Regions from separate parts of the Homo sapiens genome. Here region 1 is linked to region 2. A link is a loop called in an ENCODE intact Hi-C map of the cell type or tissue named here. Cell type or tissue: mammary epithelial cell. All regions are shown on one strand. Links, peaks and the distances in the headings refer to the core of each region. The heading gives the core; the rest is flanking DNA.

What was found. Peaks named below come from ENCODE experiments on the same cell type or tissue, not always from the same donor. Only the 100,000 strongest peaks of a DNase experiment are listed, where the experiment ranks them.
Region 1: a loop joins it to region 2, with 4 times the contacts of the local background. A loop is called at or near these places in 3 of 110 quality-filtered maps.

The regions. Positions count from the first base shown.
Region 1 is chr18:2,331,135-2,347,158 of GRCh38, reverse strand. No RefSeq gene overlaps it. Among named protein-coding and RNA genes, the nearest start is that of METTL4, 230 kb to the left of the region's middle. In mammary epithelial cell, for the core only: a CTCF peak has its summit at 9,417; no DNase peak of the experiment used is centred there.
Region 2 is chr18:2,097,273-2,113,296 of GRCh38, reverse strand. LOC105371956 (a long non-coding RNA gene) reads left to right here. Exons shown (of 3, transcript XR_935087.3): 2 at 1,561-1,653. Among named protein-coding and RNA genes, the nearest start is that of METTL4, 470 kb to the left of the region's middle. In mammary epithelial cell, for the core only: a CTCF peak has its summit at 8,232 (motif pointing left); no DNase peak of the experiment used is centred there.

The DNA.
Region 1 (16,024 bases), core at 4,564-12,563, 230 kb before region 2:
CCACGATGGTCTCAATCTCCTGACCTCATGATCTGCCTGCCTCGGCCTCCCAAAGTGCTGGGAATACAGGTGTGAGCCATGCGCCCGGCCATTAAATGTTAATTGCAGCTCACACTGATGCATTTTAATGTCTGATAAGCCAGTTGTTCTCTTGCCTTGTTGCCCTGGCTAGAGCCTTCAGTACAATGTTGAATTGAGTTGGTAAGCCTGGATATCCTTGTCTTGTTTCTGATATTGGAGGAAAAGCACCCAATCTTGCACCATTAAGTGTGATAAGTTAGCTGTGGGTTTTTGTACATGCCATTTTGATAAACCTTAACCTGTTGATTGAGTTCTCATCTATTACTAGTTCGTTGAATGTTCTTGTCATGAAATGATGTTGGATTTCGTCAAATGCTTTTTCTTCATCTATTAACATGATCATGTAATTTTTGTTTTTTATTCTATAGATATGAAGTTTTTTCAGATATTAAACCAGCTTTGTATTCTTGTGATAAATCCCATTTGGTTATGATATATAATTCTTTTTTTTAAATTTTTTATTTTATTTTATTTTATTATTATTATACTTAAAGTTTTAAGGTACATGTGCACAATGTGCAGGTTTGTTACATATGTATACATGTGCCATGTTGGTGTGCTACACCCATTAACTCATCATTTAGCATTGGGTATATCAACAAATGCTATCCCTCCCCCCTCCCTCCACCCCACAACAGTCCCTGGAGTGTGATGTTCCCCTTCCTGTGTCCAGGTGTTCTTATTGTTCAATTCCCACCTATGAGTGAGAACATGTGGTGTTTGGTTTTTTGTCCTTGTGATAGTTTGCTGAGAGTGATGGTTTCCAGTTTCATCCATGTCCCTACAAAGGACATGAACTCATCATTTTTTATGGCTGCATAGTATTCCATGGTGTATATGTGCCACATTTTCTTAATCCAGTCTATCATTTTTGGACATTTGGGTTGGTTCCAAGTCTTTGCTATTGTGAATAGTGCCGCAATAAACATACATGTACATGTGTCTTTATAGCAGCATGATTTATAATCCTTTGGTTATATACCCAGTAATGGGATGGCTGGTTCAAATGGTATTTCTAGTTCTAGATCCCTGAGGAATTGCCACACTGACTTCCACAATGGTTGAACTAGTTTACAGTCCCACCAACAGTGTCAAAGTGTTCCTATTTCTCCACATCCTCTCCAGCACCTGTTGTTTCCTGACTTTTTAATGATTGCCATTCTAACTGGTGTGGGATGGTATCTCATTGTGGTTTTGATTTGCATTTCTCTGATGGCCAGTGATGATGAGCATTTTTTCATGTGTTTTATGGCTGCATAAATGTCTTCTTTTGAGAAGTGTCTGTTCATATCCTTCGCCCACTTTTTGATGGGGTTGTTTTTTTCTTGTAAATTTGTTTGAGTTCATTGTAGATTCTGGATATTAGCCCTTTGTCAGATGAGTAGGTTGCGAAAATTTTCTCCCATTTTATAGGTTGCCTGTTCACTCTGATGGTAGTTTCTTTTGCTGTGCAGAGCTCTTTAGTTTGATTAGATCTCATTTGTCAATTTTGGCTTTTGTTGCCATTGCTTTTGGTGTTTTAGACGTGAAGTCCTTGCCCATGCCTATGTCCTGAATGGTATTGCCTAGGTTTTCTTCTAGGGTTTTTATGGTTTTAGATCTAATATGTAAGTCTTTAATCCATCTTGAATTAATTTTTGTATAAGGTGTAAGGAAGGGATCCAGTTTCAGCTTTCTACATAAGGCTAGCCAGTTTTCCCAGCACCATTTATTAAATAGGGAATCCTTTCCCCATTGCTTGTTTTTCTCAGATTTGTCAAAGATCAGATAGTTGTAGATATGCGGGATTATTTCTGAGGGCTCTGTTCTGTTCCATTGATCTATATCTCTGTTTTGGTACCAGTACCATGCTGTTTTGGTTACTGTAGCCTTGTAGTATAGTTTGAAGTCAGGTAGTGTGATGCCTCCAGCTTTGTTCTTTTGGCTTAGGATTGACTTGGTGGTGGGGGCTCTTTTTTGGTTCCATATGAACTTTAAAGTAGTTTTTTCCAATTCTGTGAAGAAAGTCATTGGTAGCTTGATGGGGATGGCATTGAATCTATAAATTACCTTGGACAGTATGGCCATTTTCACGATATTGATTCTGCCTACCCATGAGCATGGAATGTTCTTCCATTTGTTTGTATCCTCTTTTATTTCCTTGAACAGTGGTTTGTAGTTCTCCTTGAAGAGGTCCTTCACATCCCTTGAAAGTTGGATTTCTAGGTATTTTATTCTCTTTGAAGCAATTGTGAATGGGAGTTCACTCATGATTTGGTTCCCTGTTTGTCTGTTATTGGTGTATAAGAATGCTTGTGATTTTCGCACATTGATTTTGTATCCTGAGACTTTGCTGAAGTTGCTTATCAGCTTAAGGAGATTTTGGGCTGAGACAATGGGGTTTTCTAGATACACAATCATGTCATCTGCAAACAGGGACAATTTGACTTCCTCTTTTCCTAATTGAATACCCTTTATTTCCTTCTCCTGCCTGATTGCCCTGGCCAGAACTTCCAACACTATGTTGAATAGGAGTGGTGAGAGAGGGCATCCCTGTCTTGTGCCAGTTTTCAAAGGGAATGCTTCCAGTTTTTGCCCATTCAGTATGATATTGGCTGTGGGTTTGTCATAGATAGCTCTTATTATTTTGAGATACGTCCCATCAACACCTAATTTATTGAGAGTTTTTAGCATGAAGGGTTGTTGAATTTTGTCAAAGGCCTTTTCCGCATCTATTGAGATAATCACGTGGTTTTTGTCTTTGGTTCTGTTTATATGCTGGATTACATTTATTGATTTGCGTATCTTGAACCAGCCTTGCATCCCAGGGATGAAGCCCACTTGGCCATGGTGGATACGCTTTTTGATGTGCTGCTGGATTCGGTTTGCCAGTATGTTATTGAGGATTTTTGCATCAGTGTTCATCAGGATATTGGTCTAAAATTCTCTCTTTTTGTTGTGTCTCTACCTGGCTTTGGTATCAGGATGATGCTGGCCTCATAAAATGAGTTAGGGAGGATTCCCTCTTTTTCTATTGATTGGAATAATTTCAGAAGGAATGGTACTAGCTCCTCCTTGTACCTCTGGTAGAATTCGGCTGTGAATCCATTTGGTCCTGGACTTTTTTTGGTTGGTAAGCTATTGATTATTGCCACAATTTCAGCGCCTGTTATTGGTCTATTCAGAGATTTAACTTCTTCCTGGTTTAGTCTTGTGAGGGTGTATGTGTTGAGGAATTTATCCATTTCTTCTAGATTTTCTAGTTTATTTGCGTAGAGGTGTTTGTAGTATTCTCTGATGGTAGTTTGTATTTCTGTGGGATCGGTGGTGATATCCCCTCTATCATTTTTTATTGCGTCTATTTGATTCTTCTCTCTTTTCTTCTTTATTAGTCTTGCTAGCGGTCTATCAATTTTGTTGATCTTTTCAAAAAACCAGCTTCTGGATTCATTAATTTTTTGAAGGGTTTTTTGTGTCTCTATTTCCTTCAGTTCTGCTCTGATTTTAGTTATTTCTTGCCTTCTGCTAGCTTTTGAATGTGTTTGCTCTTGCTTTTCTAGTTCTTTTAATTGTGATGTTAGGGTGTCAATTTTGGATCTTTCCTGCTTTCTCTTGTGGGCATTTAGTGCTATAAATTTCCCTCTACATACTGCTTTGAATGTGTCCCAGAGATTCTGGTATGTTGTGTCTTTGTTCTCGTTGGTTTCAAAGAACATCTTTATTTCTGCCTTCATTTCGTTATGTACCCAGTAGTCATTCAGGAGCAGGTTGTTCAGTTTCCATGTAGTTGAGCAGTTTTGAGTGAGTTTCTTAATCCCGAGTTCTAGTTTGATTGCACTGTGGTCTGAGAGACAGTTTGTTATAATTTCTGTTCTTTTACATTTGCTGAGGAGAGCTTTACTTCCAACTATGTGGTCAATTTTGGAATAGGTGTGGTGTGGTGCTGAAAAAAATGTATTATAATTCTTTTGATATGTTGCTAGATTTTGTTTGCTAATATTTTGTTGTAAGTTTTTGTATCCATATTTATAGTTTTCTTTTTTGTATGATGTTTTAGTCTGGTTTTGGTATGAGAGCAAAGCTGGCCTCATTAAATGAACTAAGACGTGTTTTCTCCTCTTCCATTTTTTTGCAACGTTTGATAAGAATTGGTATTATTTCTTCTTTAAGTGTTTGATATAATACAGCAGTGAAGCCATCTTGCCCTAGGCTTTCCTTTGTGTGTAGTTTTTTGTGCTATTAATTCAATCTATTCACTTGTTAGGTCTATTCAGATTGTCTATTTCTTCTTGAGTCCGTTTCACTAGTTTGTGTCCTTCTAGGGATTTCATCATTTAATCTAATTTATTGGCATACAATTTTTAATAGTATTCTTCTATGCTATTTTATTTCTGTAGGTCATTAGGAATGTCCTCTCTTTCATCTATGATTCTAGTAATTTGCTTCTTCTCCTTTGTTTTGTGGTCAATATATGAATAGCTAATGGCTTGTCAGTTTTATTGATCTTGTCAAAGAGCCAACTTTTGGTTTCATTAATTTTTCCATATTATTTTTCTATTCTCTATTTCATTAATCTAACTATAAACATTATTATTTACTTTATTTTACTTGCTTTGGACTTAGTTTGCTCTTCTTTTTCCAGTAACTTAAGGTGAAAGTTTATGTGATTTGATATTGTCTTTCTTAATATAGGCATTTACAGCTATATATTTTTCTCTAAGCATTGCTTTAGCTGCGTCCCATAAATTTTGATATGTTGTGTCTTCATTTTAATTAATCTCAAAATATTTTTGACTTTCCATTTTATTTCTTTTTCAACCCATTGATTATTTAGGCACGTGTTGTTTCGTTTTCACATATTTGTGAGTTTCTCAAAATTTTTCCTGTTACTGATTTCTAATTTCATTCCATGGTGGTCATATAATACACTTTGTATTATTTTTGTTGTTTTAAATTTACTGCAGTTGGTTTTATGGCTGAACATGTGCTCTATCCCGAAGAATGTTTTATGTGTACTTGGGAAGAATATCTATTCTGTTGTGGTTGGATGGAAGGTTCTATAAATATCCTTTAGGTCTAGTTGGTTTATAGTGTTATTCAAGCCTTCTATTTAATTGTTACTCTTCTGTCTAGTTGTTCTATTCATTATTCAAAGTGGGATAATAAAGTCTGCAGCTATTACTGTTGTTCATTTTTCTCTCCGTTTCTGTTAGTCTTTGTTTTGTGTATTTTGGTATTCTGCTATTATGTGCATATAGTTATAATTGTTATATCTACCTGATTGTTTGTCTCTTTTACGTTTATAAATTGTTCCTTTTATTTCTAGCTTTTTTGTTTTAAGGCATATTTTGTATGATAGTGGTATAGCACTCCAGTGTTCTTTTGATCGTAGTTTGCATGATATAACCATTTCTATCCTTTTGCTTTCAATTTATTAATACCTTTAAGTCTAAAGTGTGTCTCTAGTAGATAGCATATAGTTGAATTATGTTATTATGCAGTCTAACAATCTTTCCCTTTTGATTGGATTCTGTAATCCATTCACATTTAATGTTTTCATTGATATAGTTGTATTCATGTCTGTCATGAGTAAGAGGTACCTGGTAGGTATCCTCTGAAGAAAAGGTAAAGGAAGAGAGAAGTGTAAGTGATGTGGACCTTTGCCTTTATCTCATGCGAGTGACTTACATGTATATCTAGCATATGGTGAACTCTCGAGTACTTAGGATTATCAAAGGGGAGGGGAGAGGTCAACAGAACCAGGCACCAGCCACTTAGTGCAGTTATTCTAAGCTCAGTACTTACTGCATGAAATTGAGTAAGTGACTGTTCTTTTTGAGCCATAACTTCTTTATCTGTAAAGTAGATGTAGTATTACATACTTTGCAGGGTTGCTGTGAAAACTAAGTGCCCTGTTGTGTGCAATGGCATTTGGAACTAGGCCTAGCTTGTTGTATGTGCTCTCCACCCTTCTCCCTTTAGCGCTCCGCTTCGTGGAGGGATTTGAGACTATAGCATTGAATAGAGATTTAAAAAGTTTTGTGAGTGATCCAGTACCAATTTTAACACATATAGCAACTCTCAGTAACCATGCGCATTACACTCTTGTGTATCTTTATAAAGGAAAAATTCTACCATGTGTCACTTCGAATAAATAGTGTATAAGCCAAAGGGCCTGTCCGAAGAAAACCAGTGAGGATGCAGAACCTTGTTTAAATAAAACAAGATTCTAGATGGCTAGAAGTAGTGAAAACTAAACTAATAGTTCCAAAGTTCATGATAAATGAATTAGGAAAGTAATCAAAAAGGCTTAGCAAAGCAGTGCAGTCATTCTTCATCTTAATGAATCTCTTAAAGAGTAAATAAAAGGAGGAAGATGAAAGTAATTATTGACTGTGTACCTAGTTGTTGGAGCTGCTGGTATCTCCAAGGAATACAATTCATAAAGCTGAGGCTTTAAGTGAATATCCATATATATCATGCAGCTGCCTCAGAGCTGGGGAATGATATATCATGTTTACATAATGGGCGTATAAATACTTAGTTTAATGAACATGTCATGTAGAACTCCATCCCTCTGTCAAGACCGCTGAATTTATAGAGTGAGTTTCTTGGGTGTTAGGAGGGCTAGAGAGAACATGGCAGGAAGTGTCAGATGCTTGAGTTAGCTCTCATTTTAGCGATCCTTGCTGGGTAGAGAAGACTTTAAATTTCCCTGCCTGCTATTGAACAGCAAAAGAGTCAGAGGAGACGAATGAAGAAGAAAACATTATTGGCAAGTGTTCCATGAAAGGAAGAGGAATGATCCACAATATTATTATTGCTATGAGAAATGTAACAAATGTTCTTTCCGACTATATCGGAAAGGTATATATGGGTCAGAGGGTGGGTTTGCTGGTGCAGATTTTATTTGAGTCAACCCAATAGAATACTATTAGAGCTGGGAAATTCCTGTTCATTTTAATGATGAATAAAGAATATGCAGATTAGCCGGGTCATTTGGACTGACACAACAATTAAGTCATCTTGTCCAATAAGTTGTATAATAACTCTGATTATATAATGATCACATTACTTTACAAAGCGGGTGGGGATCAGAGCAGGAGGAGACCACACAATACTTAGGGGCTGGTTGCAGTAAAGTTCTGGATAAAAGGTAATGTGTGGGCCGGGCGCGGAGGCTCACGCCTGTAATCCCAGCACTTTGGGAGGCTGAGGCGGGCGGATCACGAGGTCAGGAGATCGAGACCATCCTGGCTAAAACGGTGAAACCCCGTCTCTACTAAACACACACACACACACAAATTAGCCGGGCGTGGTGGCAGGTGCCTGTGGTCCCAGCTCCTCGGGAGGCTGAGGCGGGAGAATGGCGGGAACCCGGGGGGCGGAGCTTGCAGTGAGCCAAGATGGCGCCACTGCACTCCAGCCTGGGAGACAGCGAGACTCCGTCTCAAAACAAACAAACAAACAAACAAACAAACAAAAAGGTAATGTGTCCAGGATGAAGCAAGACACCAGTCAGCAGTTGAAAGTTCCAGAACAGAGAGAAGATCTGTTGAAGCAGATTGCTGGGGCCCCAGTCAAACAGAATTCTAGTTCCAGCCCACTTTTTAGTGTGGGCATATCCAGCTGTGTTGAGGATATTGGAGTCCTGACTGTAGCTGTTTTAGGAGCTCAAGTTGCAGACACTTGACTAGTTTCTCTCCTCACCTCCTGGAGAAGGCGAGGTGCTAAATATCCAACAGATTTGGTTAGAATTGACACAAAGATTGAATGTAACTACTTTTTTCCAGCTGAAGCTCTTTAGGGCCTGATACTGAGCAGGGCTGAGCAAGGCTGAGATTGACATACTCTTTGTGTAAGTGTGGTGGAAATGACAAATGTGTGGCCCAAGGCCGCCTTTCGGTTTGCAGATACAACTGATATTTACGGAGCCTCTTGTCGTCTGCCATTTAGGTTATGTCTAGACAGAAAAATAAGCCCGAAGAACAGTCAATCCAAAACTTCAGACATTTTCATAGCGGAATTGAATCAACTGTAATCAAATAGATATCTTATGTTTAAACCAATCCTAAAATGACCTTCCTCTAAAAATAAAGAACCGTTCTGAAAAAGGTCAATTCTGTTGTATTGTGTGGTCAAGGTCTAAAATATTTGCCTCTTAAAATCTTTTCTAAAAGAATGTTACAGGGATGGTCACTAGGAAAACCTGCCTCTTCCTGTTGCTTCCTTGAGTCAGAACTATTATACTGTGGTAACATGGAGCCCATGATAGCAAAAGCTTGCCCCCTGATTTCTAGGAAAGCTTCTAGACCACATCCTCTTTAGCCTCCAGTCTATGGCGAAAGCTACACCTAGTTTGTTAATCACCAGGAAAACCATGTTCTTTCTTTAGAATCTCTAAAGATATGACAATGGAAAAAGTGTGAACTACGTTTAATTTTGTTTGCTGATCTTTAATAAATGAGTTAATCAATATGTGTAATCTTTTCCCAGCTTTGCTAAACGTTCAGAAAATTTGAACAGTTAATATTGCCTTACTAGAGGAGATTTCTATGAAAAAATTCTATTTTTTCCCCCAAATTAAAATTATGATGGCACATTAAAGGGAAATATACTACACATTGTGGGTGTCTAAACTCTAGGGACTACAATTTTGGCCAAGATTGAATTTCTACTTATACATAATTTGCTATTATATTCTGTTATAGTGGGTAAATCTTTAAGATAAGGGACAGAAGGAGGAAAGAGAGAATATGATTATAGTTTATATGCTGTAACAACATATTTCTTATTGTTAACTAAATTAGATCCAGATATTTAAAATAATTAGTGTTGAATGATGTAAAACATTCAGCTGTAGAGTTTACACTTTTTTATCTCAAATCGGTATCATTACATTCATATTTTGCAATGTGAAATTCCTTAAATTTAAGATAAACATAATGAAATTCTGACCATTTTCAATAAACCCTATACATTTTCCTGTACTTTGATCATATATTGCTCTCTCTATAGTAAATTCAAAGTTTGGTTTAGTGGAAAGGGTGTTGGTCTTGCAGTTAGAGTATCTGGCTTTGAATCCAGATAGGTCTACCTATTAAGTATGTAAACTTACAAGGGTTAATTTATTTAATCCTGTCAAGTCTCAGTTCTCTCATCTGTAAAACAGAAACAATAATAATTTCCTCACTAGGTAATAATGGATATGGACTTCGAAAGCAACTAGACTAGTGTCGATGCTTGCTAGTGCCTGTCTGTAAAACAGAAACAATAATAATTTCCTCACTAGGTAATAATGGATATGGACTTCGAAAGCAACTAGACTAGTGTCGATGCTCGCTAGTGCCTCCATGTGGTGGATGGATGGATGGCTGTTCCAGGTGACCTTGAAAGTCATACCCAACTTTAGTTTCTTTGACCAGTGGGTTATAAAGGGTCCTTTGCACTGTTTTTCATTCAACTCACATACTATTGGGCATGTACTAGGTATCAGTTACTCAGCTGTGTCCTTGGTGGGTACGTATGGGGGACGTGAGCACATGGGGAAAAGGAATACATTCGCCTCTCTTCTGCCTTGCTTCCTTGCCTTCACTGTGTACTGTCACCTTCCAGCTCATCCAGAACTTGTCCCTTGTCTCTGTCTCCATTGACTGTGTCCAGCGTCCTGTACTTTTTAGGACCCATTCCCCATCTTCTGAGGTTTTTTGGAGGGTAAATGAATTAATACAATCAAACACTTAGAGCAGTTTCCTGGCATTAAGTAAATGCTCCACAGTTTTAGTTATTATTGTTATCTGCTCATTTCTCCTGAGCTGTGGTGTATTCTACTGGGTTGGTCACCTTCTATTCAGGTTCCTTCTGGGCAAGAAGTTCCCTCACTGTCTGTGAGGAATACAAGAAAGATGAGAGCAAGGATAAGAGTGTTGGTATTTAGGTTAAAAACATTGAGTATGACCTTTGTAAGATAAGAAACTGCAGAGTTATCCACAGGACAAGCATATCTTATGTGATAAAATGTTGACTTAAAAAGTATTATTTATAATTTTTCATAAGTTTTATTTATTTGTCATACTTTTCATATTTCTAAGTTTTACAATGTATATAAGATATCAAAAAATGAAAAAGACTACAGAGAAAAGCATCCATGCACATCACATATCTTCTGCATTCTGTAAACAACTCAGTTTACTTCCAACAATTGCATCAGAAAATTTCTTACCAAGGAAGAGTGACCTTTAAAAGGAAAGACCTGACAACCAGAAAAACTACACACCATTTACAGAGGGATTCAGTGGAATTTACTTCCTCTGTTTCCCTGGCCCCTGGAGGAAATTATTCATTCTGGAAGGGCACAGTTGATTGAGGAAGAAAGACACTCAGATAGAAAGAGACAATGCTTTTGAACTGTGTTTTTGGGAGAGACCTTTAGATTCTCATCTATAAAGGGAGGCATTTGGACCAGGTTATTTTAAAGGAGCAGGTCAAACAAGGTGAGCTGTGCTGTGCTAAGCTACACATATTTGTGCCACTTAGGTAGAAATCATAAGGTTGTTACCAGACTGCAAATGCCTAGCTAGATGAGTCCAAGAACTTCAGCTGACTAGTTCTTGAATGCACGGTACATAGCCCAATACCTGGCCAGTCTTCTGTGTTCTGTCTATTACACCTGCAGAGAGATACTTCAGAAGAGATGTTTTACCTTGCAGGAGTGTGGTGAGGGGGCAAGTGAGGTAATGCATTTAGATGTACTTAGAAAGCTGAAAGATCGTTTTCCCCTTTAGAGTTATAAAATGAAGGAACTAAAGATAGAGTGAAGATATTTCTTTGATTTTGAGAAATCTAGAGCTGGAAGAAAATGTAAGCATAATCCAGTGCAGCCTACTCATTTACAATGGTAGGAGCAGTTCTAGAGGTAAAGTGACTAGCCAGTAAGGTAGCTGGTGGCTGGCAGATAATAGAAAGCAGAAGTTCACAGTTCTGAATTCATGAACCTGCAGTTTTGATCCGTTAATATCAATATTCATAAAAGATCATAAAGAGACATAAAGCAAAAGAGGTTACCTGCACCAATATAACACCCAAGGCCATTGTGATATTTGCACTTGAAAATTTCAACTAAATAAGTAATAGACATTTTATAAAAGAAAGCTATATTGCAAGTCAGGCTTTTTTTTCATAAAACAGTGGAAATATAAGTTTAAATATGGGAATAGTTCTATGCATCTTTTAGTTGGTGACTCTTGATCTACCATGGGAGGCTTTGTACAGAAATTGCATTTATTTCCCCTCATTGAGTTAATGTGCATATATGCAGAGCACAATTTAGTAGTAATAAACAAGGTCTTCGTTTGGTAGTAATGAACCAGGTCTTTGGTTTATTTCTTTTTTTTTTTTTTTTTTTTGAGACAGAGTTTCACTTTTGTTGCCTGGGCTGAAGTGCAGTGGCACGATCTCAGCCACTGCAACATCCGCCTCCCGGGTTCAAGGGATTATCCTGCCTTAGCATCCCAAGTAGTTGGGATTACAGGCACCCACCACCACACCTGGCTAAATTTTGTATTTTTAGTAGAGATGGGGTTTCACCATGTTGGCCAGGCTGGTCTCGAACTCCTGACCTCAGGTGATCTGCCATTCTTGGTCTTCCCAAAATGCTGGGATTACAGGCGTGGGACACCACACCAGACTGGTTTCTTTCGTTTTTAATGACTATATCTAGCTCTTTGTTTACCAATGTACCAATGTGTATTTTCAGCCCAAATCATTAGAAGTTTAAACATATTTACTTCTTATAGTTGCAACTTTTAAGTGAAATGTTTGAGAATATCTTTGATTATCGGACTCAGAAGGGATTCTATAAGCTCAGAAAAATGCAAAAAATCTGCTCATGTTGTATGTGTGGATGTCTTTAGGATAATCTGAATTTTCAAAATTTATCCACAGGTAATTAGCGTTGGTGTTCATCATCTCTACGGAGTCTTTGCAGTGGGGATGGTTTGAGTGGGAACTGGCAATGTGGCAGTTAGCAGGTGAGTACTCCGAGAGACCAGATAGAAGCAGAAAAAAATAAGAAGGGTTAAGCACACTTTTCACATATATCTTTAAAAATAATGGTCTATTCTTATACATGCTCATTTTAGAACATTTAGAAAATACCAAAAAGCACAAAGAAAAAAAGGAAAACAAATCCTGCAATCCTGTTATTCAGAGATAACAACCATTACCAGTTTAGTATGTAGGACCTCCAGACTGTTTTTTAAAAAATATGTTTAAACAATATGTATAAAGAAAAATGAAATCTTACTGTCTTATAATCAGTCTTCTCTACCTACAATACCATAATTATATTTTATATAATTAAATACAACATATGCTTTCAGTCACATATTGAAAAAAAGATTTCTGAGGATCATTCGAACCAAATACCACGTATAAAGACTTCATTTGTAAAGTGTCTTAAATTGTTTAATTCCTATCAAGCTCCCACCTTGCACTGTGCGAGGGATATAAGAGATTTTACAGTGATGATTTTTTTGTAATGCAGTACTAACAGATACATTTTTGAGGATAATTGTTTGGATTTTTGCAGGGAACTTGTGGTTTTTAAACCTACAGCACTGGTTCTCAGAAATACTTGTAATTTAAAAGTAACAAATCTTCTTCCCAGAAATATTCCCTATATGTTTTTCCTTCATAAGGTGAGGAGAAGTAGGGATTTTAGAACTTCTGGACAATGCATTTTATAAGACAGTGTAATAAAGTTAGCTAGATTGTGATGGGGTGGTGTCTTCTTCGCCTCAAGGAGAAATATATTTTGAGCATAGATAATTTTTAAATAGCTAAGGCCATGGGCAAACCATTTAATAACATTCTCTATAGAAAAAGAGAATTCTGTTTATAGAAATGAATCTCAAGATATTCTGGGCCATTAGGTCGGTCCATGAAGAGTAGAGAAGGGTGGGGATTCTAGAGAATTGGGATACTTTATTTACCCCTGAGGTTCAAATTTGGTGTTGTGGCCATTATTGAGAGTATCCAAAATAAAAAGAATGGGTACACATTTACATGGATAAACACAGAGGTTCTTTTATTTTATTTATTTATTTTGAGACAGGGTCTTTCTCTGTCACGCAGGCCGGAGTGCAGTGGTGCAATCATGGCTCACTGCAGCCTCAACCTCCTGGGCTCAAGAGATCCTCCTATCTAGCCTCCTGAATAGCTGGGACTACATATGCATATGTAAATATATATATATATTTGCCTGGGTAATTTTTCAAAGTTTTTGTAGAGGTGGGGTCTCACTATGTTTCCCCGGCTGATTGTGGTCTCCCGGGCTCAAGTGACCTTCCTGCCCCAGCCTCCCAAATTGCTGGGATGACAGACATGAGCCACTGTGCCCCTCAGAGGTTCTTTAATCTCCTAATCCACTCCAGGAAAGGAGAGCTGAAGGTAGGGAGAAGGATTCTCTTGCTTCTGCAGTGAGCCTTATTGATCAATTCCTATTTGCATAATGAGCACTGCCAACTTTGAGACTGCCCACAGCCTTGTTTTTTGTAGAATGCTTATCTCTTTACTTGTTCCAATTTCAGAATGCAGCTCAAACTCATTGCACTCTAAACTCCATGCAGAACTGTGAAGTGGATAAATATGTATTCAGTGCCCAGAGCAGTGTTTGCAACATTTTGTACATATTAAGTACATCTCTTCCCTCCAAGAATTCTAAACAAATTGAGACATAAAGTGAAGTGTAAGAAAATTTTAGTATTACCAGAGGCTAAATTGTAGGTCATAGTGAAGGGTGAGAAGCAGATAGGCCTGCTAATCTCATTCCTGAAAGAAAAATAGGCAGAGTGGAGCAAAGCATGGCTGTTTATTCTTCCCAAGTTAATTAATTAGCTAAGTCCCTCCACCTCCCAGGGATGGAGTGAGCAAAGGAAATTAGAGGGAATTTAGGAATGTGCTTTGGGAAAATCCCTCCTCATGAGAACCAGGAGTGAGGGAGAACAAATTCTTCTCTATTAGCAGATTCTCAATAGAGAGTTTGAGTGTCAATGAATGACTGAATGCATGCATTAATGACTTGTGGATGCATGAATACCATTTCTTTCCAGACTCAAGTTTTCCTGGGTAATAGTCAGCTAACCACCCATCATGGGGCTGATGGTTCTTGGGGTCACCTTGGAATTGTTGTACCTGGTATGTTCAAGTGACCTTGTTACTAAATCTCACCTGTAAATAGCTCCCTTGAAGCTTGGAATCTGGCTCTGTATCTTAGTCTCCAGACCGGGGAACTTGACCTGGGCACCTGGATCATGCTGGCCTCTTCCTAGGGGACTGTTGTCCAGTTCCTAGGCTCTGTGAATTTTCTTTAGGTTGCCATATTCCAGCTCTGATGATCCACTTGATTTTTAAAGACTTAGTCGTTTTGAAACGTTGGTATTGTTCCTTTATTCATTTTACCCTGTAACAGTTTTTCACTTTTGTTAGTTTTTTTTTTTCTTTTTGAGTTGATATTTCCTAACACTCTTTGAACTATAATATATGGACTTAGACTCTTTTCTCACTCTTCCATACTAGGTGGGTGACAGCCAACTTCTATGGTGGCTCTTGTTCACTTAGTTTAACTCTTTTAACTGCACTTCCCACCACAAACACTTTGGGGTTGAAACAACTATGACAGTTGTTTGTAAATTAGGTTGCAAGTCCCTAGTAAAATAAGGATCATATTTTAGTCCTTGTAAACTCAGGCAGTTAATTAATACTTACTGTTATATGTAAAAAGGAATGTCTGAGGAATACTGCTATTAGCTTCCCAGTAATCATAACCCCTGAAAAGTCCCCAAATAGCATACGGCTGAAAAGTCTCTGAGTGTAGGCCATGGTGAACACAGCCAAGAAGAGCCAAAGCTAAGACAATTGAAGTAACCGATAAATCACTGACAAATAGGAAGATGCAGACCCACTAATTTGCAAAGTAATGTCTCACTGCTGCCAAAAGAAAGTCTGCTGAACACTAAGCAGGTGAGAAAGCGGAGGAGCCAGAGTGTAAGTTAATCTCCTAAAGTTATGAGACTGGCAAGTCTCGGGGGCTGGATTCAAACTGGGGTGGTGGGAGTCCAAAGCTGACATTCTTGAAAAGCCATGTTGTCTCGCTAGGGAAATTTGATTTTCCTGGATTTAGTCTTCTTCTCCCAGGGCAGTGCCAGATAAATATTGCCAAGGTCTCATTTCTTCCACTTCCCATTTCTAGGTTCCAAGCTCACCATTGCGATTTTGTTTTTAGAGTCTTCCTCCACGTAAATTACAACAGTATGGGTTGTTTCTGTTTATTTACTTTTAAACATGTTCTAATCCATTCGCTATGCTATTTCATCCAGTCTGTTTGGATTGCGTGTTAGGTATTTGCAAATCCTCTGGTTATCCAATTATCCAATATCTGGATTACTCTCAGAGGAGCTGTCTTGAAGTGCATTCCTCTAATTGTGTGTGTGTTTACCAGCTTTGCTGCAATCAAATTTCTGTCACTTTTAAGTCCTTGGGAATGCTTCTAATTATTGTTTTAATTTACCATTGACAATTAATAGATAAAATATGGATGGACAATAGTTGGACTATTGATGGACTATTAAACCATTTAACTTTCGAAGAATGAGTCAGTCCTTAAGAATTCCTAATTATTAGCTGAATCCCAACCTCACAATTATCTTTCTAATTTCATTACTAATTTTTATGAACTGGGACTGGTAAAAAAAAAATCTTGCTTGTCTCAGTTTACTTTTTTAAAAAAAATCTGCACCTAGAGATTGTCTAAGAATAGCATGGAAGGGAATTTTGTATTTATGGTTTGTAATATGATCAATTTGCATCATTAATAATGTGAATCATGGCTGTTAAATGAGCTTAAAATTTCCACCAGTGTATATTATGTCCTCCTGCAAATGAAGAGGTAACATTTGACTTAAAT
Region 2 (16,024 bases), core at 5,011-13,010:
CCTTAGAAACCTGAGTATTTGGGAAAAATGCAAATTCTGAAAAATCTTAATAATTTTTCGAAGACCACTTTTGGTAAACTTGTAGGTTTCAACTCTTACAATTAGGAGGAAGAAATTGCAATTATTTTGGTGAATTTGTTAAAATTTTGCAAAAGATCACATACACTAGATGAGACTCAAACAACTGAAATGTAATTGTTTAATGAAAATGGAAAGTCTGAAGAGAGTATTGTGTGGTGGTGCCAGCCCCTGAAAAATGAGCAAAACAGCTCCTTGTCTCACATAAAGTTATTTCATTAAATCGGCCTTTCGATTTTAAACAACCTTTAGAAGCAGAATCAGAAAGACATTTTTAAGAAATGAGGGAGGAACGATGACTCAGAGGATGAACAAGCACAAAAAAATTAGGAGAGGAAATTATTACCTGGAGGCATTAAATATAACAAACTTAGCTGGTATTTGTCACAGCAGTTTCAACGTTATGCACAAAAGAAAACACATTTAGCTATTGGTTTCAAAACAGCGAGGAATCACCGAATCTGGAAGTGGCACTTCTTATAATGTTTTCATTCACACAGCCAACACTTATTAAGTGTTATTATTCATGAGGCACTAAGTAAAGCAACTCCTGTTCTAAGGAGCTCCTAGAAGTGCTGGGAGGTGTTAGGAGGTGGGGGAGAACAGTGAATTCCTTCAGGGTGAAGGGTGCAGGGGATGGGCAACCCCAAATATCAAAGCTAGTGGGGTAAGAGCTGCATGCCCTTGGCTGGCTTCGACCGGCTTAGCCTTTCCAGATTATTTACATTTATTGTGCCTGCCTGTGCAGGCCATTGGATTTAGAATGAGCCTTCTCTCAGAGCCAGGTCCAGAGAGCCTCTGCAATGCACTAGCCTTCACAAGTGCTCAAGAGGGAACAGACAGCTTGCACAGGTGTGGTGAGACCAACGCCCACCATTGTGGATCTCAGGACTCCAATCTGCTATAGTGTAGAAGGTTCTTTCTGCAGTGGTTCCTGGGGGCTTGTCATTCACTCGTCCCCAAGGAGGCTACATGCAAATTAGCTAAACCTCACGGGTTAGTGATTGGCTCTGGGAGGGAGATTTGGCCCTGCTTTTCCCACCCATTTCACCACAGCTTTCATGGAGATGTAGATTAGGAAGCCCTCCCTGATTATAAGATCCTGATACTGGGGCCATCCCATCACTCTGACTAACTCCTATGTGGGTCCCACAGAATAAAGACAACTTGTGACTTGAGCCTTGAAGAGTGGGGAGGACTCAGCTCGGTTGATCTGGGGCAGGGCAGGAGGGGTAGATGGACTCCAGTAAGCACCAAGGAGCAGGGTCATGTTAGGGTATCTTGCAACAAATTTTAAGAAGCTGAGAATTGACACCCATAGGCGAGGGAGGAGAAGCAGTGCAAAACGAGGCTGAAGAAGAATGCAGGATTCACACATTCAGGACCTTGCATGGGAAGTAAGGGTGTGAGACTTTGTTTTGAAAGTGATGGAGAGACATGGAAGGGTTTTAAGGAAGCGACAACATTTGCTTTGTGTTTCAGAAAGAATCATCTGAAAGGAATGTGGAGATCAGAGAAAAATGATGGGAAAGTTACCACAGCCTGCAAATGAGAAATGATGAGAGCCTGCCTGGGGTAAGGCAGTTGTGTGGGACGGAAAGGAAGCACTAGATGAGGCAGATGCTTAGGTGGAGCAAGAACAGGGCAGGAGAAGCAAGTAAAGGAGGGGACTGAGGGACGAAAGGGGCCTAGAGCTCTGGAGGGCTTCTGGCTGGGTGGCTGGGTGGCTAGTGGGGCCATCATTGCAGGAAGGGGATCAGGAATAGATTTGAGTCCAGATAAGACAATTAGGTTATTTTTGAATATATCAAGCATGTAGTACTGGAGATATTCACTGTGCACAGAAGTTTGTTGTTCTGGAGAGCTGTCATCCTGGAGTCTTGGATTTGGGCAGGTGGTGGGTGTGGTCAGCTAAGGATCGAATGGGGCGGACATATGGGGAGCTGGAGCCAAGACCCAGGATTATCAATACTTAATAGACATTTTAATAAATAGCCATAAGCACATTTCTATTAAATTAATTCCTTTTTTCTTTCTTCTTCATGTTGCAATATGACCTGTTTGAGAGAATATTGAGCTGAACTCCTTGGGCATGAATTGGGATCTGTTTCTGGAGGGGTAATTGGGGGTTAGCATCTCTCGCCTTCAATGTCTCATTTTAAAAAGAAGGGATTAGACTGCTTCATCTCAAATCTTACAATGTTATAATTACAGGACTTCTTATGAAGTTGCTGGAGGTGATGAAATGAGGGAGTCTTGTGCTTTCTTCATTTTCTACTGTTGTTTTCTACCTCTGTTTTCTCAGAGGTTTTCTGATCATTGGCAGTGGATAACAGAAGGAAAGTCACTCAAGGGGCACAGGAAAATTTCCTCATATAAAGAATAATCTCGAATGCGAAACAGTGCAAAGGTGGAGAAACTCAGAGATAAGCAGCTACCTGCACATATGCCTGACTCAAATAATTTCCTTCCTGGGTTTATATTTGGACTTGGTGTGCCTACTCTTTGATACAGTGGCATACTTTAAAGCACACTTTCTCTGTGGTCTTACTAATTTTTTTTTTTTAACGTTTCTTTTCTTGGCCTGTTTGCCTCATTTTTCCATTTTAAATAGATTTTTTAAAAGAGAAGTTTTAGGTTTGCTGCAAAACTGAGCAGAAGGCACAAAGATGCACATATACCTACAAACACAACCTCCCCAGACATGCACAGCCCCCCACTGTTGACATCCCCTACCAGAGTGGTGTCTTTGTTTTTTGTTGGTTTTTGCTTTTTTTTTTTTTTTGAGACAGGGTCTCCCTTCTTGCCCAGGCTGGAGTGGACTGGTGTGATCACAGCTCACTACAGCCTTCACCTCCTGGGCTCAAGCGATCCTCCCACCTCAGCCTCCCAAGTAGCTGAGACCCCAGGCGTGTGTCACCATGCCAGGCTAATTTTTTAAATTTCTGGCTAATTAAAAAAAATTTTTTTTTAGAGATGGGGGTCTCTGTAAATTGCTCAGGCTGGTCTTGAATTCCTGGGTTCAAGTGTTCCTCCCTCCTCAGCTTCCCAAAGTCCTGGGTTACAGATGTGAGCCACCACTCCCAGCCAAGAGTGGTACATTTGTTGCAATCAATGAACCTATATTGACACATTATTATAACCCAAGGTCAATAGTTCCCACTGGGATTCGCTCCTGGTTTTTCTTGTCCATTCTGTGGGTTTGGACAAATCTGTAATGAACATATAACCACCACTACTGTATTATACAGGGGAGCTTCACTGTCTTCAAAACATTCCCTCCTCTATGTATTCATCCCTTCCTCCCCACTGTGCTCTATGCTCTTATGTTTTAATTTAAATCATATCACATGTCTGTTTGGTTGCAATTTTCATTTATCTTACAGATTTGAATGTGCATTAAAATATGCAGGGAATATTTTAATAACCTAGATATAGTAATAATTTTTATTCACATCAAAAGCTTCATGATGTAGATTATTATTATTGTTTAGCTTATAATGATAATTTTAGTAACAAGTTATAGTAGTTGGAGCTTCACTGCTATCAAAAGTTTTCTAGTTAAATTAGGCTAGCCCCCCAAGTTTTTTCAGGAGTCATCAAGGTGAAGAATATTAATAAAAACTGCTTAATCAGGTAAACAGACAAAACTGTATCAGTTTATAGAACAGGTTGTTTCTGTTTTAGCACAATAATCTCCTTTATTTTTTGTCACAGTGAATAGTTACCTGATATCTAGGGTCAAAAATCTATGACTTGAAAGCCACCACCTGCATTTGTATTAAAATCTTTTGGAAGCTGGGCGTGAGTGTGTCTGTGTGTGTTTCAGTGTGTGTGCATGCATGCTCAGTACGTTTCAGCACATGAGATGGAAATAAGAAATAAGCAAAGTGTAGTGGGCAGGAGAGGATTGCACTGAATTTTTTATTTGTTTATGTATGTATGTATTTATTTATTTATTTATTTGAGATGGAGTCTCACTCTACCACCTAGGCTGGAGTGCAGTGGAGCGATCTCGGCTCAATACAACCTCTGCCTCCCGGGTTCAAAGCATTCTCCTGTCTCAACCTCCCAAGTAGCTGGGATTACAGGTGCCTGCCACCGTGCCCAGATAATTGTATTTTTTTGTAGAGACGGGGTTTTACCATCTTGGCCAGGCTGGTCTTGAACTCTTGACCTTGTGATCCGCCCGCCCTGGCCTCCCAAAATGCTGGGATTACAGGCATGAGCTACCGCACCGGGCCCTGAATTTATTTTTTAATGATAGGAAAAAAAAAAAGGAGCCGTAGAGAGATGACAGAGCCAAATGAGGGAGAGAGAAAAATACATTAGGTAGAGCAGCAACACACAGATGCAGGAGGAATTGGGTCATTGTGGAGGAATGTTGTGGAGAGTGGCTAACGGCACCAGGGTCCCCATGGTGGAAACCACTTTTTTTCTCTAATTAGGATCTAAAGAGTGCAGAGCAGTATTGGGTGTGTGTGTTGCTGCGACTCACTGCCTTGCCTTTTCTCCCTAGCCGAGAAATAGAGGATTCTTTACTCATTACTTTATTTGGATTTTAACCAAGGCCAGGATCTGTTACTTGATATAGGAGGTTGAATTTTTCTTACCTTCCTCTAACCTGATTATGAGGGCTGCTATTGTTTTTAGTTTAAGCTAATCAGTCCAGGGTTTCTTGATTTAGGCATCTCACTAGAAAAATCTTTCTGAACCTTTCCCAGGTGGGAGAGAAGTTTCCTGGATTAAATACCAGATTATAAAATAAACTGGTCTTAACAACAAAACTTTTTTGGAGCCCAGAGTGCGTAGGTTATATGAAACCAAGTAGGAATGAAGCATAAACATTGAACTACAATCCTGCCACATTTCACATAACTTATTTTAAGGAATATTCATATTTCTCATAGTAATCAAATTAAATTTTATGAGTGTCTTTGAAAAATTGTACAATGCACCTTTCTGCTTTACCTGATTTAGGAAAAAAAAAACCCATTCCAGGAAAGAATGTAATTGAATAATTAGGATGTATTGCTCTGGTGCTAGTGGCATGATCGCTTTTGAGGGATGAAGGGTAAGAAAATTGTTTAATAATATATGTGTCCGTTAACTTGATATTATTCTTCAGTAGACTCTTACCAATAGTGCTGTCTTTTTTCTTTTTCTTTCTTTCTATTTTTTTAATCTCTGATACCTGCTAGAGTGCCTGACATGTAATAGACACAAATATCCTTTTCTGGATGAATGAATGACAGGGACAGAAAAGCTTTTGTATTTGAACTGGAGAAGAACATCATAGCAATGATGAAGGTAACAGTGGCCAGACACAGTGGCTCACACCTGTAATCTCATCACTTTGGAAGGCCAAGGTGGGTGGATCACTTGAGGCCAGGAGTTTGAGACCAGCCTGGCCAACACGGCGAAACCCCATCTCTACTAAAAACGCACACAAAAATTAGCTGCGCATGTGCCTGTAATCCCAGCTACTCAGGAGGCTGAGGCATGAGAATCCTTTGAAGCCGGGAGGTGGAGGCTGCAGTGAGTTGAGATTGCACCACTGCACTCCAGCCTGAGCAAAAAAAAAAAAAGAGATAATAGTGATAAAGGTAAGAGTTAATATTTATTGAGGGCTTACTATGGCCCTGGCACTCTTTGAAGTATTTCATATGTGTTGACTCATTTAATCCTGACAATAATTAGGCACATTATAGATGAGGAACCAACGAAGAGATACAACTGCTAAGCAATTTACACAAGGTCTCACAGCTAGAAAGTGCTGGAATCAGGACTTGCACCCTAAAAGTCTAGCTCCAAAGACCATGCTCATTCACCACCAAGCTAAACAACCAGCTCAGGCCCTGCCCCATTTGTTTTAGGTGTTGTGATGAAAGCAAACACTACTCTCGGGTGAGCTATGGTCATGCCTGCAGTGGACTTGGGCTATAAAGATGGCGTGAACATTGACACATGCAAGGTGGTATAGGAAGAACTTCAGGTAGATGGTGGAAAGGAGACTCTGGCTGTAAGCAGGGAGCTCGTGGGCCTGCATGACTTGCACACAGCAGATCCTGCCCTGTAGTCCAGCTTCACTGACCTGGGACGTTTCCAAGAGCCCTGTGAGGACCTAGAGGGTCAACAGGGGCCATATCCATTTTAATGGTCTTATGCCCATGTAACCTTTGCACCATTTCTTTGCTCGTTGGAAGCAAGCTGAAGTAAAAATAATTTTCAGCTGAATTTTAATGATCATTCTCCCCAGTCTTCCAGCTTGGAGTAGGCGTGGTGACTGTTCATCATTTTTCTCATTTGTAAGATAGAGGTGATAATAATCCCTGCCTTGCAGGGTTGTTGTTTAAATTATAGGACCTACTACATGTAAACCTTTTAGAAAAGTGCTTGGCACATAGCAAGTACTAAAAAAAAAATAGCTCATTGTATAAAACTTTGTATTCATGAAACTTCAGTTTAACTGTGTTACTAGCAGTTGGATAATTCCAGTTCAACTGAAGGAAAGCAGGGAGCCGTTGATCTGAAAACTCACATTATCAGTTTACCCTGCCCTAAGTTGGGTAAAATGGAAGGATTTAAAAAGGGAAGCACCCTATTTTAGAGACAGAGAAATTGAGGCAGAGTGAGATCAATGGACTCGTTGAGCATCATGCAACTAATCAAGCAAGATAAAGAATTCTTAGGCAGTTATACTAATTGGGGTGAGCTTGTGGTGTGTGAGTGTTTATTGCTTTAGTACTAATGGTAATGAGCTGGTGAATTCCAGGAAGGTTGACCTGTATCAGGGTCTCAAATGGCCAATGGCCCAAATTCTCATCACGAGTTTTACCTATAGTTTGTAGTAAAATAAAGCCCTATTTTCCTTGTGGAAATCACCGGCAAATGATCCCTAATAAAAAGCTTTCCCATCTGATACACAGGGAGAAATGATTAACGTGACCCGTCCCATCTCAGTCTCTGGAGTAGGTATTTTTATTGACTGAGCTTCTTTTAGAGAAGAAGAGAATGCTATTTTACCAGAGAAAAGTGCACGTTTTAAAGGGGGAGCATCTGCTAGTTGGTTCCCATGTGGGGAAGGGGTAAGAGCCTTGGAGTCTGTTGAGTCCCAAGAGATCAGAGAGGCCACCTGATCCAATTCTCACACTTGACTGGTAAACTTGTGCAAGGTCGCACAGCTAGTAGGTAGAGGAGCGGATGCAGCCCCGGCCTATTTTGATTCCAACTTCCATTGGCTGCACCCTTCCTGCTGGTGTCTAACATTGTTTCCGTGTAAAGACTGATTGGGGATATTGTCAAAATGACCATGGTACTGGGGTCTGAGAAGCATCCCGATAGCTGTATGGGATTCAGGACTCTATTTTTCACTTCTTATGTTGGAATTTAACACACACACACACACACACACACACACACACACACACACATATATATTTTAAAATACAGGGTCTCAGTAAGTTTCCCAGGCTGGTCTTGAACTCTTGAACTCTTGGCTGAAGCAATCCTCCCACCTCAGCTTCCTGATTAGCTGGGATTGCAGGTGCTTTAATTGACCAAGTGTATGAATTATTTTACTTCAGAAAGTAAGAATAGTTTTTTTGAAACCTCCCCTCACTGTTTTTTGAATAGTGGTTATACTTTTTATGAGAGCAAATTGTGTTTTGGACCTTTGGAAATAGCACTTGTGCTTCTTATTTGTATGGTTCCGAACTGGGCAGCCTTTGGCATCTGTGCCGTAAGCTTTGAGTGGGAAGGCTAGTGTCCCGCAAGCGAGAGCCAAATTGGCCTGTGCTTCCTGGGAAGTGACAGGATTTTAGACTGTTGATTAGTCTGTTGGAGACAATGGTAAGATGACAAAAGAGTGAGGAGAAGACAAAGCCACCTTTAGGAAGAATGCTTTGGATTCGTTGGGAATTTTACCCCAGAGGTAGGAGAGAACTGAATCCCCAAAGTTGAAACATGGACGGCAACTTTGATTGATGGTCTGAAAAGAATATTTTCGGTATCTCATTGGTATGTTATATCTGATTGGAAGAGTCAGAGTGGCATGTGGGAGCCATGAGGGACCTGATGAACTTAGGAGGGCGGGATGAGACAGAAAGCAGGGACAGAATTACAGCAGTTGGGGGGGAGAAGCGAAGCAGCGCCCCCTGCTGGCGGGAGAATGGTACCGAGGACAGTAACACCACCAACCATAGATGCACGGTCTGGGCTGGGAAGAAATTGTCACTAAGGAAAGCATTTGAGCTACCTAAGATAGGCTCAGTAACAGGCAGATGACTTGGAGTCTCAGTGTCCTTACTGGATAGAACAAAAGAATACAGGTCTCTAATGCTTCCCAAAGCTGCTGTGACCCGCTGAGGCGGACGTTATCCCTGGGAAACCTGGTGAGCCGGGGATGGGAGGCACCTTTCTCTGAACGGAAGCTGCACCTCCCTCTCACTTTGTCCTGCTCTCCCTCAGAGAGCTGTACATGAATTCTTTTTTTTTTTTTTTTTTTTGGAACTTGTTGATCAAAATTTAATGTGTAGCCCTAATGAGAAGCTTCAGATTTTAAAAGAGAACTTTTAGACATGTAACAAGTCCCTAAATAAATGGAATGAACGGAGATTGTAGGACGACGTAAAATAGGATTGACATTTTAGGTCAGAATGCCACCTTCAAAAGATTGCTCTTCTTTCTTGGTTGAGCTTTGACATCATTCAGTCACTTATTTTTGGGATAGAGCCTTTCCTACTCACCTCTGTTAACACATCTTACTGTCTCTATCTTACCTCGTTCAGAGTCTCCAGCCTTTCACCTTCCTCATTAGGCTCGTAGATACCTAATATGTACTGAGCAGGGAACGAGTCCAGTTTCCATCATGAATCCTTTTGGGGCCTCCTGACATTATATTATGTTTTAACCAATATGTGTTTATGAGCTTTGTTTTCCTCTTCAACATTAGAGATAATTGGCCAGTAGTCTTCATATTGTAATTTATATTTATGCAAATTGAAGAAATTTAGGGCCAGAGAGAACATAAATACTCCATGATTAAACTTTATGTTAAAATGTTATTTATTGATTGCTATAGTTAATAACTTTTAATAATAGTACACAACTTATAATTTTCTCATTACAATACATTTAGAAAACCTAATACATTCTACAACATGAAAAACACTTTGCTGAAAAGAACTTATAAAAAAGGATACTAAAATAAATTTTAAAAAGAACTTTTCCTTGCTGAATTGTGCTTAAAACTACCAGTTATTTGACAGACAAACACCTTTTTAATCCTTTCTTCTTTAGAAGTAAGTTAAAATAGAAAGCTTTTTTAGGGTTTACAAATATATTTTTTACCCATCCTGAGTTCCAATTTATTCTCTTCCACCTCTTGTACTTTAAGATGCTGTTCTGAATTTCGAGATCATCCTTATGAGCGCACATTTAGAATGTTTCCATGAATTATTATGCTGCAAGTCCAGAAGTCAGGATGAGATAACTGGATGTATCATTTTGACCTGACCTAATTTAGATGGCTCACTCTCACACATGAGCCACTTTTTAATAAGTTTTGGTTGGTAACTTCAACCATAAAAAATCATTTTTACATTATTCCTGTTGACAAGAAAAAAATCTGACAAAATTAATAAGATCTCTTTACCCATTACAGATTCCACTCAATTCTTTTGGGAATGGGAAAACTTGTAAAACTGTCTTATAAGCATAAATCCTCCTCAGTTTCATTATATGATTTTTTAAACTGTAGATTTAAATCGCAATTTGAGTCCATTGATATTAATGATAACTCATAAAAATAGAGATAAAGAGAATTAGTTTCATTAAGAGAAGTACAATAAGATGAAGAAATACAATTGTAAATTATTGATAAATCTGTAACATGCTACGAATGAGTAGTTTCCCATATTTCACTTTGATATTATATTATGTGCTTTTCTTTCAAATGTCATCCTCTTTTTAACATAACCTCTCCAAAATAAAGGATAATGAACCTATAAGACTTTCTCAGTCATTCGAAGGATATTCTTTCTTTTCAGACTTAGTATAAATTTAGTGCAGCCAAAAATTGTTGAAGAAAATTCGCCATTGGTTCGGTCAAATTTGTATGCATGGTGTTATATATGAAAAAAGTTTCATAGAATTAGAAACTTCTGTGAAAAAAAAGTGAGGGGGAAATCAATCACACATTTGCATTGTGGAAACAAACTGAAGTTTTAAATCTCAGATGTTCCTTACATACTTATTAAATAGAAGACTAGGATTGCTAGTTCATTTGGTGTATCTATGAATGTTTTCAGATCTTGCAGGAAAAAAGTGTTGGAGTCTTTCAGTTATTTATTTCTTATATATTTATTCTCAACCAGTCGCTTTTCTGATGGCTGAAATATACAGTAAATAAATAGATAAATATAGAAATATACAGTAAAATAATCCTTGAAATAAACAGTAAATAAATAAATATAGTAAGTAAATAATTTCATTTATTTACTGTATTAGAGATATACAGTAGAAATAATAGTATATAAGAAAATATACAGTAAATAAATAGATAATACAGAAATATAGAAAATACAGTAAATAGATAATACAGAAATATATGAAATATGGTAAATAAATAGATAATACAGAAATATATACAGTAAATAAATAGGTAAATTATCACTGTCCACATAGATTGTACACAATAGTACTGAGGTGAGACAAATCATTAAAAGAAAAATATATATGTGCATGTATTTGTACATGTGAGTGTATTATATGAATATGTATTGATAAATAAGAATATAGTTTATTAAGTATTATGAGCATAAAAAAAGAGAACATGGAAGTGGGAAGTATTATGGGGTGTTATAGGGCCTGGGAAAGCTTTGCTGAAAAGATAATATTTGAACAGACTTGAAGATTTGAGAGAGTGAGCACTATATCATTGAAGAGAGTATTCTATGCATGGGGAACTGAAACAAAAGGGCCCTGGGGAGGGATGGCTCTAGAACAGCCATCAGCTAGAGAGACCACAGCAGCAAGAGGAAGCACACAGTATTAATAAAGAGAGAGTGGACTGACCTGCTAAGGAAATGGAAGGTCATTTTAAGGACCTTGCCTTTTTCTCTGTGTGAGATGAAAAGTTATTGGAAGAGCATAAGAAGCAAGTGCTCTGAATTGTTTTAATAAGATCTTCCTAGCTCTGTGTGGGGAATATATTGGCAGGGTTGGAGCAAGAGAGAAAAAAGGAGAAATCCCTTATATGATGATGGCTTTGGTAGGTAGTAGCAACACAAATTGTGAGAAGAGGTTGGATTGTGGATATTGTATTTTCAAGGTAGAAACAATAGAACAAGCTGATAGATTGGAGAGGATTGTGAGAGTGAGGAATAAGGGACTGTTCTGAATTGATTGGCCTTCAGTCAATTGAAGGGAGGGACTTCAATAGACTGAAATGGAGGCGCCCCTAGAATGCAGGTTTTGGAGACAGGACCAGTAGTTTGTCTTTGGAGATGCTAATTTTAAGACGTGTATTAGTCAACCAAGTGGAGATGTTGAATAAGGCAATAAATATAGAATTCTAAAGTTTAGGAGACACCCAGATTGAGATATAAATTTGAGAATCAGAAGCCTGTAGATGATGTTTAAAACATGAGATAACTTGAGATCGTTAAAAAAATTGTTATCAATAAGAAGACCCAGGATGGAGTCCTGGGGAACTTCAATATTAAGAGGTTGATAATAGAATCAGCAAAGAAGATGGAGCAAGTAGTTTGTGAGATAGGAAGAAAGGCCGGTATTTACCTATTGCCTGTACCACCATTGTGTCCTGGAAGTAAATAGATTGTTTTTGATTTTACAGGCTCATAGTTGGAAGGAACGTGCCTTGAATCTTAGATGAGAATTTGGACTTTGGACTTTTAAGTGACCTTGGAATGAGTTAAAACTCCTGAGTACTATTGGGAAGAGATGATTTTATTTTGCAATATGAGAAGAACATGACATTTGGAGGGCCAGAGGCAGAATGATGTGGTTTGGTTGTTTTGTTTCTTCTAAATCTCATATTGAAATGTGACCTCCAATGTTGGAGGTAGGCCTAGTGGGAGGTATTGGATCATGGTGACAGATCCCTTGTGAATGGCTTAGTGTCATCTCCTTGGTGATGAGTGAATTATTGCTTAGTTAGTTCATGCAAGATCTGGTTACTTAAACAGTCTGGGACCTTTCCCTTCTCTCTCTTGCTCCCTCCCACCATGTGATACACTGGCTCTCCCTTTGCCTTTTGCCGTGATTGTAAACTTCCTGAGGACCTCACCAGAAGCAGATGTCAGCCCCATGCTTCCTGTACAGCCTGTAGAACTGTGAGCCAAAATAAACCTCTTTTCTTTATAAATTAACTAGTGTCAGGTATATATAGCAAACAGACTAACACAGTGGGTGAATGTGATATCTATTGCTGGACTCTCTCTTCTATAGAATTGATATATATGTCTATCATTTTTCCAATACCATATTGCTTTTGATGACTTCTTGAAACAGTAAGTCCTCAGCTAAGGTCATCAATAGGTTGTTGGAAACAACAACTTTAAGTGAAACAATATGTATTATAATAAAACTAATTTTTTCCCACATCAACATTAAAACAAAACAATGTAGAATGAAACAATCTTACTTGAGGACCTCCTGTACATCATCTCACTTAAAGTCTCAGTTTTCAAGAACCCATTGATGGTGTTAAGTGAGGTCTTACTGTACTTCATTTTAAAAACAATTAGTGTGACTCCTCCAACTTTGTTTTCTTTTTCAAAACTGTTTAGCTCTTTCAGCTCTTTTGCCTTTTCGTAGACATTTTACAATTAGCTTTTAAGTTTCTTAAAAAATTTTACTCAGATTTGGATTAGAATTGTATTTTATCTCTAGATACGTTAGGGAGAATTGACATCTTAATTATATTGAGTCTACCACTCCATTAACATGGTATTTCTCACTGTTTATTCAGACCTGTTTTGATATCTTTTATCAGTGTTTTGTAGTTTTGATAATATAGCTATTATGCCTATTTTTATATACTTATACCTAATTATTTCTTTTTTTGAAGCTATTATAATAGTTTTATTTTTCAACATCAAATTATTTGTTGCTACATATTATATTTTTTCTTAGCAAGTAGACAATATTGTCTGTGAATAAAGATTATTTTATTTCACCCTTTCCAATTTGTATGTCTTTTATTTATCTTTCTTTTCTTACTATATTGGCTAGGGCCTTTACTCTTATGTTGAACAGAAATGGTTGGAGCAGATATTCTTGTCTTATTCTTGATTTTGGTGGTAGGGGGATGAGGAGAGGAATATTCAGACTTACATCAGTAAGTGTTACGTTAACTACAGTGTTTTCAAAGATGTTCTTATCAGGTCAAAGCTGTTCCCTTGTATTTGTAGTTTGTTGAGAGATTTTATTGTGAATGGGTGTTGTATTTTTTCAAAAGCTTTTACTGCATCTGCTTAAGTCATCATAGAGTTTTCTTTTTTTTATTCTGTTGACATAATGTACCACATTAATAGATTTTTGAATGTGGAACCAACCTTGAATCCTGGGAAAAAACAATCTGGTCATGATATATTAGCCTTCTTGTACACTTTTGGATTAGATTTGTTAATTGGTTGAGATATTTGCACTTATTTTCATGAGGGATGATCTGCAGATTTCCTCCCTTCCTTCCTTCCCTCCCTCCCTCCCTCTTTTCTTTTCTTTTCTTTTCTCTTTTCTTTTCTTCTCCCTCCCTCCTTCTGTCCCTCCCTCTCTCTTTTCTTTTTTCTTTTCTTTCCTTTTTTCTTTTCTTTTTTCTTTTCTTTTCTTTCTTTCTTTCTTTCTTTTTTCTTTCTTTCTTTCTTTCTTTCTTTCTTTCTTTCTTTCTTCTTTTCTTCTTTCTTTCTCTTTTTCTTTCCTCTTTTCTTTTCTTTTCTTTCTTGCTTAGTAGAATTCACTGGTAAAGCCATCTTGGTTTTCTTTGTGGGAAAGATTTAAACCATAAATTAAATTTCTTTAACAAACATAGGAATAAGTAATGTGTTTCTTTTTTGAGCTTTGGTAGTTTATATCTTTCAGTGAATTAGTCCACATAATTTAATTTATCAAATTTATTGGCATAAAGTTATTAGTAAAGTGTCCTTATTATCCTTTCAATATCTGTTTTATCAACAGTGTTATTTACTTTTCTGCTTCCAATATTGATAATCTCTTTTTCATAACACTTGTGCTAGAGGTCTATCAATTCTGTTGATATCAAAGAATTCTAAAAATCAGCTTCTGTTTGCTTTGAGATTCTTCATGATCTTCTGTCATCTATTTAAGTGATTTCTGATTTATTTTTATTTATTATTTCCTTTCTTCTCTTTGCTTTAGATTTAATTTGTTCTTCTTTTTCCAGTTTCTTAGGATGGAAGCTTAGATCATTAATTTGAAAACTTATGTTTTTTTTTTCTAATATGATCATTTCTTCCTAAGGACTGTCTTAGTTTCATTCATTATATCTTCATATGTTGTGATTTCACTTCAAATCCTTTAAAAACATTTCACATTTTCCTTGCCATTTTTTTCTTTGACTCATGAATTAGTTGAAAATATGATGTTTCCAAACATTTGGGGATTTTTGAGATATTATTCTCTTATTGAGTTCTAGCTTCTTCTATTGTGTTCAGTGAATATATTTTGTGTGACTTAAAAATTTTGTAGAATCATGTTTTATGACTCACAATATGGTTAACATTGATACATGTGCACTTGCAAATAATGTATATCCTGCTGTTGATTGGTAGATTGTTAGGTAAAATGGGATGATAATATTGTTCAGAATTTCTATGTTTTTACTGATTTTTAAATTTCTATTCATTCTATCATGTACTGAGAGAGGAGTATTAAAATTTCCATTTATATTTGTGGATTTGTGTATTTCTACTTTCAGTTCTCTCACTTTTTGTCTTATGTGTTTTTAAGCTCCTTCACTAGGTGAATGCACATTTAGAATTTTAATTTTTCTTGATGAATTCTAATGCTGTGATCTTTTTCAATCCCTGAGAATATTTCTTGTTCTGAAGTCTACTGTATCTAATACTAATTAAGTTACTTAAGATTTTTGTTGATTAGTATTTATATGCTGTATATTTTTCCACCCTTTGGCTTTTAACCAATCCATATCTTTCAATTTGAGGAGGAGTTCTTGTACTCCAGTCTGTTAACCTCCGCCTTAATTTTAGAATTTAGACCACTTACACTTAATGCAATTATTGATGTGGTTAGATTTAAATTAATAATCTACAATTACTGTTCTATTTTTCCTACCTCATCTTTCTTTTCTTTTTCTTTTTTCTTGCAGTCTGAATTAATTGAGGAATTTCTATAATTCCAATTTAGCTCTACTATTGGCTTATTAGTTATCCTTCCTTTTTATTTTATTTAATGGTTGCTCTAGGGGTTTGATATATGTCTTCAACATACAACAGTCTACCTTCAAATAATATTATACTATGTCACAGTTAGCGTAGAAAACAGTACAGCTGTATATTTCCATTTTCTTCTTCCCATCCTTTGAACTAACTATAAATGTCATATAGTTTACTTCTGCAAATGTTGTTAACCCTAAAGTGCACTCATTTTTTTTGCTTTCAATTGCCAACTATAACAAAGGTCAGAAAATAAAAAAAAATATCTTCTATGTTCATTCTCACTTTTATTATTGTGACACTCTTCATGTTTTTGTGTAGATTCAAATTTCTACCTCGCGTTATGCCTCTGCTTGAAGAAATTCCTTTAAAGTTTCTTTCATCGCAGGTTTAAGCTTTTGTTGGTCTGTAAGTCTTTTTGTAAACCTTCAGTTTTTGAAAAATATTTTGCTGGGTATAGAACTCTAGGCTAAATTTTTTTCTTTCATTCCTTTCAGCTATCATTTTTT